Linked DNA regions of Homo sapiens: region 1 is linked to region 2. Evidence: chromatin loops called from intact Hi-C (ENCODE). Cell type or tissue: dorsolateral prefrontal cortex. All regions are shown on one strand.

Region 1 (5,000 bases), 710 kb after region 2:
ATTTTTTTAATCATCCATATAGAGATTAAAATCTGTATGGAGATAAATTTTAATTTGAAAAGCAAGTTATTTTTTCTAAAATGACACACTATTATCATGGGTCCAGCCCATGATAAAGAAAACTAGAAGTCATGACCCCTTCCTTCCTTCAAGGTGACCACCATCATTTAAATAATACTTACATGGCAACTACTAAATTGCAAGGCAGTATAATCAATGCGGAGAACTGTGGTAGAAACCATGAATGATGAATGAACTGGAGAAAAAGAAAGGTCCTTGTAAAGTTTCATAACTGAAGCTAAGCCTTGAAAAGAATGTTGGTGAAGAAAGTTAGCCTGATAAAAGGGAATAATTCAAGCAAAAGCATTGTGATTAGAAGAAAAATAGTAAAATTAGAGTCATGAGTGGAGTGTGGTATTTGCTTCATGCTAGGGAATAGTGAGATAGTTACAATTACCTTGAGAAGCCTTTTTTCCCCCCCCAGATTATGTAAGAATTGCACTTAGAATGCTGAAGGCCTGTGCCTGTTTTATTTATCAATCATTCAGGTATTCTGCTGAACAAACTTTAGAACATAAGAGGTCATGTGAGAATAATTAAGAAGATGTTAATGTTTGACCTTAGTATTTACTAATTTGGGTTTTTCTTTTTTTTTTTTTTTTTTTTTTGAGACAGAGTCTCACTCTATCACCCAGGCTATAGTGCAATGGTGGCATCTTGGCTCACTGCAACCTCTGCCTCCCAGGTTCAATCGATTCTCCTGCCTCAGCCTCCTGAGTAGCTGGGATTACAGGTGCCTGCCACCACACCTGGCTGATTTTTGTGGTTTTAGTAGAGACGGGGTTTCACCATGTTGGTCAGGCTGATCTTGAACACCTGACCTCGTGATCTGCCCACCTTGGCCTCCTAAAGTGCTAGGATTACAGGCGTGAGCCACCGTGCTGAGCCTAATTTGCATTTTTAATGGGAAAATGAAAGCCTAGTAATATTAGTAAATAAAATGTCCTTCCTTTTTATCTTGAAAGCCTTACATATAACATCCTCAAGTTTACCCATCTTCTACAAGACATGAAGTGACAAAATCAAGATCTCCATGAGGACAAGAGGTTTTGTATTTTCTTACCAAAAATAAACTGTGCTTGAGTTTTTCTGGTTGACAGGTCTGCGCATTAATTTGAGTAAGGCAAGAGGAGCCCCACCACAGTGAAGGGTCTCTGTGTCCTCCATGGCTTCTTTATTTTCTTCTTCCTGCCTCTTCATTCACCTCATGTGAATGGACAAAAGGATTCTACTCTTTTATTTCTAATCTCTGACGTTTCAAGAAATTATAATATCTAGGTAGTGGATTTTACTAATGCTGGCATCTTACCTCTTTGGTTTTGTCACAGTTTTCCCAGTTGAACAACCACAACAATACTGCCTTATAAATAGAAGACTAGGTCTTTTAAAGCCTACTACAAATCCCCAGGGTTGAAAGGGCTTACTCAACTCATAACCCATATGATATCTCAGGCTATTCCATTACCTTCTGCATCCCCCACCCCATTCCACACATTCTATTGATGATTTTTTTCTAGAAACTAAATAAAAGCAAATAATAATAGGGAAGTTATAATCAGAAGGTTAGTAATGAGTATTAAACAAATTGCCAGCTTGGTTTTAATGTGAGGATATGGGACATAGAAGAGAAGCAGAAGGAGACCTGGCCATGTTAACCTTGTGAAAAAATGGACTGCGGACAGGAATAGCAGGGTTTTTCTTTTCTTTTCTTTTCTTTTTTTTTTTTGAGAGGAAAATGGGAAAAATAGTTCTGAGGGTTGGATCCAGCTTTTTCTTTTTGCAGGAATTCTGTTGTCCCTTTAGAAAATATAAAAGCCGTTCCAAGGCACATTGGCACCCATGTGGCACTGCAGTCTTCTCTTGGCACTGCCTCATCCTGTTGCTGGCAGGACAGAGCATGGACCTCTTTAGCCTCATCCTCTGTTGTTTTCTGCACAGGAGCCAAACATTGTGGCTACTCGCGAGGCAAGGCTGGCAGCTGAAGAACCCAGATGCCAAGCTCTGGACTGGACTTCTGTTCTGTTTGTGGCTGGTCCCTTCCCTGGCATCTGCCCTGGCTTTGCAGCAGCCTGTGTCCCCGTCTGCAGAGCTGGGCTCAGGATTAGGCTTCTGTTGGCTCTCATAGATGTTCGATCACTGTTTCCCTTTTGAATTATCCTTGATTATGAGGAATGTGCCTTTATGACACATTCCTCCCCGGGTGACTGCTCAGACGATGTGCCTGCTCCTCGCTAAAAAGGGGGTTTCTCTCAAATTACCAGTAATTGTTAGTAAGAAAGCTTGTGCAATGGGAACATTTTTTTACAGGTAGGAAGATGTGAAGTGAAATACAAAATCTTGTATCTCAAACACAAATTTTTACTGTTTTTCTTATTGAGAGGAAAGCTTCTGAATTAAGTCAAACAAACAAAAAATCAAATAACCCCAGCAACATGAGAATTTCCAGAAGATTCTTCTTTCTGTTTTAATTCATCTAAATTTCTGCCCCACATCCTTATCCAGAGACTTTTGACTTACAAAAGGTAGCGGGGCCAGGCCGGGAGGGCGGGGGCTGGGTTCTCCAGGTCACAAGAGGTAGTAACATTTATAGTATTTGTCAACAAATAGACAGATAAACATAGTTATAGTATTTGTCAACAAATAAGCTCAGAGACTGTAAGTCTAGGGTCCAAACTTCCCTCAGTGGGGGAGGAATACTGGACCATGTTCTGCTAGTAGAGGTGGAGAGGGTAGGAGGAGGAAGCCAATAAGCCTGATTGCCCCCTGATGGGGTGCAGGGATAGTTCTGCTGGTAATAGGAAGCCTCGTGCTTGCCTAGGAAGTGAAAATCAACTTGAGAACTTCACCAACTAGAAGGTAAGCTAAGTATAAATGAAGGCAATTCAGAAATACCTCTGGAATATCTTTACATCTGAGAGCCTTCTGACATTTGTTTACACTCTAGAATCTTTTGCATCAGAATTATAGACACAGTTCAAAGAGAAAGATGAATTACAGCAAAATAGAAGGTGCTTTGCTTTACGAAGCATAATGTCTTAAATGACCTATCAGGAATTTGAGCAATTTCAGACTGAAATCACAAATCTGTCATCCTGTCTAGATGAATGCTTATTTATTGCTCAATTTCTGCAGCTGGAAAAGGATTTTGTCCCAATGGCTCCCAATGGCAGTCTCTCCAGCTTCATGAAATCTCAGTGAAAGTCAAGTCAGATAGATCTGAATTCTAGTCTCAGTTCTGCTCTTTGTTAAATTCCTGACCTTCAGTAAACTCTCAGTTTGTTCCTCTATAAAATGGGAGAAATAACAGTACCTATCTCATGGAGCTACTGGCAGTGTTACATGACAAATTCATGGCACAAAGTATGGCACAGAATCAGACCTAAATAGATGTTGGCTAGTGTTAAGATTTTCCATAGGCTAGGGTGGGAAGAATACCACTCATCAATCTTTAGAGCTGCATCATTTTTATCTCGTTGGGTGACCATCAGATTTATTGACTATATTGCTTCTAATGAGGCAGAAAAAACTGTGTTATGGAGACACTTTGGACTACAAATAACATGGTGCCAGACAGGGCACACAATGATTAAAATTGCTCAGTGAAACCGTGGGCAGGATAGACTTCAGGTTTATCCCCCTGAATGTATTATTTTAGAAAATTAAGCTGAGATATAGCCAGTTCGTAAATTACCAACAAAATAGGCATCTCCTGAGGTGGCCACCAAAGGGAATTTAAAAACCTACGATATATAGGTACTGGGGAAATAGATCCATTAAATGGATACTCTCTGGATTTGAAAATGTGGCCATGCCCACACAGAAAATAAACAGTTGATCCATGCAGATGGCGTTAGCAGATGCAAAGCACCCTGGGAAGGGGCAGTAGTCATTAAGCAGAGCTTCAGCGTCATTCATTGGCTCTAGAAATGCGATCCCATCTTTAAGTCTAGAGTATAAAGCGAGGGCTGGTACTTTTTTTTTTCTGTAAAAGGACAGATAGTAAATATTTAGACTTTGCAGGTCATATGGTCTCTAAGGAGTGTAATGTAAAGCACCCACAGACAATATGCAAACAGTTAAACATGCTTGTGTTCCAATAAAACTTTATTTATAAAACTGGACAGCAGCAGGATTTGGCATATCCATGGGTCATAGTTCTCTGATCTCTAGCATAAGGGGTTAAAAATCTGCTAAGTCAATCTTCAGAATTTTATTTTGTAATAAACTTTTAGGTAGCTCACATAGTTCCTAAACAAGGCACCTCTCATTTCTTATTTATTTCTGGTTAGCAGTTCATTGAACTAAGACGCATGAGGATTTTAAGGGATTTGAGGAAAGGGCTCAGAGACTGTAAGCCTGGGGTCCAAACTTAAGGGTCAGACACGTGAGAAGCAGGCCCTAATAAGATGATAGAGACTGGAAGCATGGGTCGGATGCTAGAGAAAGAGCTGGCCATTGCCATAGGGAGCTTGGACCACTGTTTCAGATTTTCCAATTTTTCAAAAGAAGCCAGAAACAAACAAACAAACAACCTCCTGATTTTTTAATAATGGCTTACCAGTTTTAAAAGCACTGTGCAACCCTACCAAAACATATATGTGATTGAAATCCGGCTTTCAGGCTGGTAGTTTGTGACCTTTGCTTTCAGCCCAGAGCTTTCCACCTCTGAAAACTGCTAGTTGCCTTGAAACGGAGCTGTAGGTTTTTCCAAGCATAGTCTGAGATCTACAAGGACTGATCAGACTTATGCCTGCTTCCTTAAAGTCACCCCTCTATTTCAAAACTGTCTACCCCACAGTGGCACCACAAAGCTCTGCCTGACAGTATGTTCAAGGTATGCCAAGCATGCCCAATAATATCTATAGATAGATAGGATTTCATTAGAATTTGAACTGCCTGAAGGAAAGGGCAAGACTTGGCAGCCTGTTCATTACAATAAA
Region 2 (5,000 bases):
TGTTGAAAATATTTCAAAAAATTCATATAACAAATATGTGTTGAGTGCCTTCCCTATACCAGTCATCATTGTCCTAGGTGCCATGAAGTGGTGAATAAGACAAAAGCCTGCCCTCAGGGGCTTAGATTTTAGTGGAGACGTTGGGGAGACAGATTATAAATACACAAATGAATTATATAACTTCAGTTCATGATGATGGGATAGAGTGAATAGGGGAGGTGAAGACAGGCAGGAGGTTAAGAGTGGCCTCTCTGAGATGACATTTAGGCTGAGCTTTAAATCATGAAGAGGCATGGGAAGATGGGGGTGGCAGAAGTGCTCTAGCAGGAGGGAGGAGTTAGGTGCACAGGCCCTAAGCAAGGGCAAATAACAGAGAAGGCTGATGTGGCTGTAGCATGAGAATGAAGAGAAGGAGAGAGTGGAAGGAGATAAGGTCAAAGAGATAGGAAAGGGCTTCAGGAAGAAGACTGGATAGCCAGTGGCAATAGGAAGCCTTTGGAGATGTTTACATGGAGGTATGATATAACCTGTTATAAATTGACATTTAGTTGGCTGTTGTGTAAAAAATAATCTTGTGGGGGTTGGGAGGGAGGGGAAGACAAAGGATTCCAGCTAAAAAGGTCTTGTATAAAGAAAAAGACTAACATACTTTGTTCTTTTAAACATAACAAAACTAAATATCTGACATAATGGGAAGAAATATAAGTGACTAGGGTGTAAGACTACTGAAGGCAGGGATTTTGGTCTGGGTTTTTACTGGGCATCTCCTGTGTTTAAAATAATCAATCTGGCAGTCATTAAAACTCTGTTGAATGATCAAGTGACTATAGCAAATAAATTTTTATTTGTGTAACAAGACTCAGATGAAATGAACAAACAGAAAAGAGCTTCAGATAAGTCTCATGAGCTACAGAACTGGTCTCATAATTGCATGGTACATCAATATATGGAGCAAACAGATTTCAATCAGAGATGGGGAGTTTTATAACAACATTACACTAAGACAAGGTTCAAATTTCAAGTTTAAATTTAGCCATTTTGTTGTAAACTTCTTCTCATCCCTTAGACTATGAGTTCCTATGCAGCAGGAATTATAACTTATTTTTAACTCTCCAGTAACAGCAGAACACATTGTGTATATGTATTCCATAAATGTATATTTAGGCTCTTGGAATTCTACTGAAGAAAAGCTAACACATAGGCAAAATGCTTGAGGAAGAAAATTCGGACAACTTGGCAGCATTTATCATTACTAACATTTTAGTCTTCCAGAGTAAACTTTGAAATTACATTCTAATTTGAAATGATTCTGGTTTGACAAGTTAACTCTTGAGACATCTCAATATGATATTATGAAAGAACAAAACCATTCATCAACCCTTTCTGCCAATGTTAACTTCTTTAAAAAGTAGGATTTTAATGTTTTTTATTCCTACAGTGACCCTTAAAATTTCTATGTATGCAATCACAAATGTACACACAAGATGCATTTATAAGCTTATTGTGTAGTTCTAAAGACAGTTGGGAAACACATTTTTAATTTTGTTACTGAAATAATTTAAAAATATATTATAAAACTGTCTCTTTTCAATCAACAGCAAAAATCTAGAAAGAGATTATACAAGTAGGCACAATTTATGCAAGTTTATTCATGTTAGAAAAATGAAGTTGCCTAACTTCAAATTGTAACAAGTACTCTTATATTTATTTTTCGTCTTACCATTGACATCAATATATAGCATTTTTTATGCCTTTAAAATAACTTGGGTAATTTATTTAACAAAGATTCCTTATGTACATATGCTAAAATCTGGAAAATTGTTTTCAGCAATATGTAAAATTTCCTGATGATCTCTGAGACTACCTTTGTGATTTATAACTATCATCAGAAAAAGGGGACTTACCGGCTTTTATTCATGAGGTCTGCTCCTCGTGCTTTGTAATAATCTAAATTTGGATGGAATTGATAAGTCACTGGTCTTGGATTTCTCTAAAAAAAAATACATTTTTAAAAAGCTAGTTAAATGATTTAATCCATTAACATATAAGAGGACAGCAATGATCATTTTAATATCCCTTCAGAAAAGAATATGTATAATATAAAGTTTAATAATTAGTGTGATTGGGTTTTGCTTTTATTAAATTATTCCTTACTTCTGATTAAACACAAAAATTATTTATTTTTTCCTCTCTCATAGTTAATATTTATTCATCATTAGATTTCTGATGACTTCAAAATAAAATTTTCAAATATAACTTTCCTAAAATATGATGAATAAAATTATAATAACATCTAAAAACTATATGAGATGTAACACAACCACAAACTATGCCAAGGGATGGAGAGACATAAGGTGTCAAGGTAACTGCATTTCGGGGGAAGAGAAAGTCATTAGTTTTTTATGACCAGAATGCTAAATGTGTCCACTAGATGGCACACTGAGACTTTCTTGTTCCAAAATGAGTTATTTTCAGAATTCAGCAATTCTTTTAAAGTTAGCAATTTCTATGTCATCTATCCTTATTTATGAGTTTAATAAATGGTCAAAATATGCCAGGTAGTAGAAATATTACCAGGATAACCATTACTATACAAAAGCAAATTGACCAATGCACATTTTCACAAAAGTAGCAAAAACACTGCCCTTTCTAGAATGCAACATTATTTATAAACATTGCAGAAATGTCCTTGAATCATTAGGTCCACGGTGTCTGTTTATATGTGTTGCTATTATTTAAACATATCTATTATTTAAATGTTCAAATCCCTCACAGGCGAGTAAAAATTAAACAAATATACTTCTGCTTTACAAAAACCAATCATGTTTACAGCATAATTTAAATGAATACCATAATCTCTAAAATGTTAAATTACATATATTTACCATAAAAAGTTTTTAAAACCTTATAAATAAATGTGTTCTAATGTTTACCTGGGCAGATAATTCAAGTTAATAATTAGGTTTTTGAACCAAGGCATGCACTTCCTTTGAGATACATATCTGGACACGGAAAAGCTGCATATTATCTTAATAGAAAATTACCAATATGCGCAGAAATCAATCCTTGGAGACATAATTCCAAGGCACTGATACACTTGCATGCAGGCACGGGGGGGGTTGCGGGGGGATATAATTGCTAAGGTTAAACAGTTTGAAATTCATCAAGCGAACAAGCCGCATTTAATGGCCATGATGGACCTTTTCTTTTTCTGCTGAAAGGAGAATATTTATACAGCTCAACCCTTTCATATCTCTTCCAAGCCAGCCCTAATCATCTGACAAAAATGACAATCCCTTGATTTAGCTCCAGCTACTACTCCACTGGTTTGGTATTCAACACAGTTCTACAATAATCAAATCTGAATTGCCTTGATGAAGATAACTGATGCTTCCATGACGACCATACTATTAAGTCTAACAGTGCAACTTTTCTCTCTCTAGGAATTACATAGGTTTTCTCATGGTAGCTGATGACAACCTGGACCCAAGTATAATGGGAAAATAAAATAGAGGTTAAGGCCACTGGCAGATTGACAGTGCATTCATGATGTATTTTAAAAATTAACTTTCGCAGGACTATCGCTCATGACTAATTTTGCCCTTTATTCTCAGTACCTGGAAATACATTTTGTTTCTGCTAATAAAAAAAGACCCCTTTTCTCTGACTTCCAACAAACTACTAAAGGATTATGTTACTTTTTGCCATAAAATAATGAAAGAAGGGATCACATGGAGCAATTACTTGAAACATCTTTATAAAGAAATGACAAGCAATTCAAGACACAGAGTGCTGATCTATCTAAGCACTTAAAGCCATTATTAGGAATAATGATCTAACTTGAACATATAAATGAGGCTCAAGTATTGCTTTCACTGAGGCCTATTTAAATTCCTAAGAGACTTACTGGTATCAAAGGGAGAGGTAGTTTAAAGTACCACTGTACTGGAAACAAAAAAAAGAATCAAAAGATGATGTTGAAAAACAGCATTTGAAATGTGAAGAAAATAAAATCAGAGGTTATGGTTGAAAGTTATTCTTTTCTGTTGGGAAGACAGTGATGTTTCTAAAACATAAATATACAGACATATAGATGGATCTAGACCAGCACTGTCCAACAGTGGGTCACAAATATAAATTTCACCTATAATTTAAAATTTTCTAGTAGCCACATTTAAAAAAGAAAATAAAAAGGAAACAAGTGAAACTAAATGTGATATTTTATTTAATTCAGTATATCTAAAATATTATGATTTTAACATGTAATCAACATATACAGTTATTAATGAGATACTTCACATTGTTCCTTTTGTACAAAGTCTTTGAAATCCAGTGTGTATTTTATACTTATGGCACATCTCAATTTGGACTAGCCACACTTCAAGTGCTAAACAGCCACATGTGGCAAGTGGCTACTGTACTGGACAGCATAAAATGAAACATCTGAAACACCCGTACACCACTACATGGCTATAAAAATCAACATCTAGACATGAACAATAAAAAGGATACCAATATTTTTATACATTAAGATTCAGTAAGTACAGTTCTTCCAATTTACCTATAATTCTTCTCTTTCAATTAAGTTAATTTTATCTCTATTAAATAAGGTTTTAAAAAGTTAAGGAATTTTGGAATACCATCTCACACAAACAACAACCAAAACAAAACCAAATTGAAACTAGGTAACAGGTTCAAATCATTGTTAAAAATACATATATAAATGTACACATAAAGGTCAATGGATAGATAACTGGGACGTACCAAAATGATATCAATGGTTTTCCTAGGGGGACAAGATTAAATGAGCGGAATTCTCACTTTATGCAATCGAAATATTTTAGAAGAGATACTTGCTCCTTTTTTGGGGGGTGGGGTGGGGTGGGGGGGGAGACAGGGTCTCATTCTGTCGCCCAGGCTGGAGTGTAGTACTGCTATCTTGGCTCATTGAACCCTTGACATCCCAGGCTCAAGTGATCCTCCCACCTCTGCCTCATTGC

What was found. Peaks named below come from ENCODE experiments on the same cell type or tissue, not always from the same donor. Only the 100,000 strongest peaks of a DNase experiment are listed, where the experiment ranks them.
Region 1: a loop joins it to region 2, with 4 times the contacts of the local background. A loop is called at or near these places in 3 of 110 quality-filtered maps.

Annotation. Positions count from the first base shown.
Region 1 is chr3:17,965,302-17,970,301 of GRCh38, forward strand. All of the region lies in intron 1 of BALR6 (B-cell acute lymphoblastic leukemia associated long RNA 6), which reads left to right. Among named protein-coding and RNA genes, the nearest start is that of BALR6, 5.2 kb to the left of the region's middle. In dorsolateral prefrontal cortex, no CTCF peak of the experiment used is centred here; a DNase peak (open chromatin) is centred at 2,030; H3K4me3 peaks cover 799 bases; H3K27ac peaks cover 955 bases.
Region 2 is chr3:17,256,602-17,261,601 of GRCh38, forward strand. TBC1D5 (TBC1 domain family member 5) reads right to left here. Exons shown (of 23, transcript NM_001349074.2): 16 at 1,905-1,990. Among named protein-coding and RNA genes, the nearest start is that of PLCL2-AS1, 200 kb to the left of the region's middle. In dorsolateral prefrontal cortex, CTCF peaks have their summits at 2,430 (motif pointing right) and 2,632; no DNase peak of the experiment used is centred here; H3K27ac peaks cover 657 bases.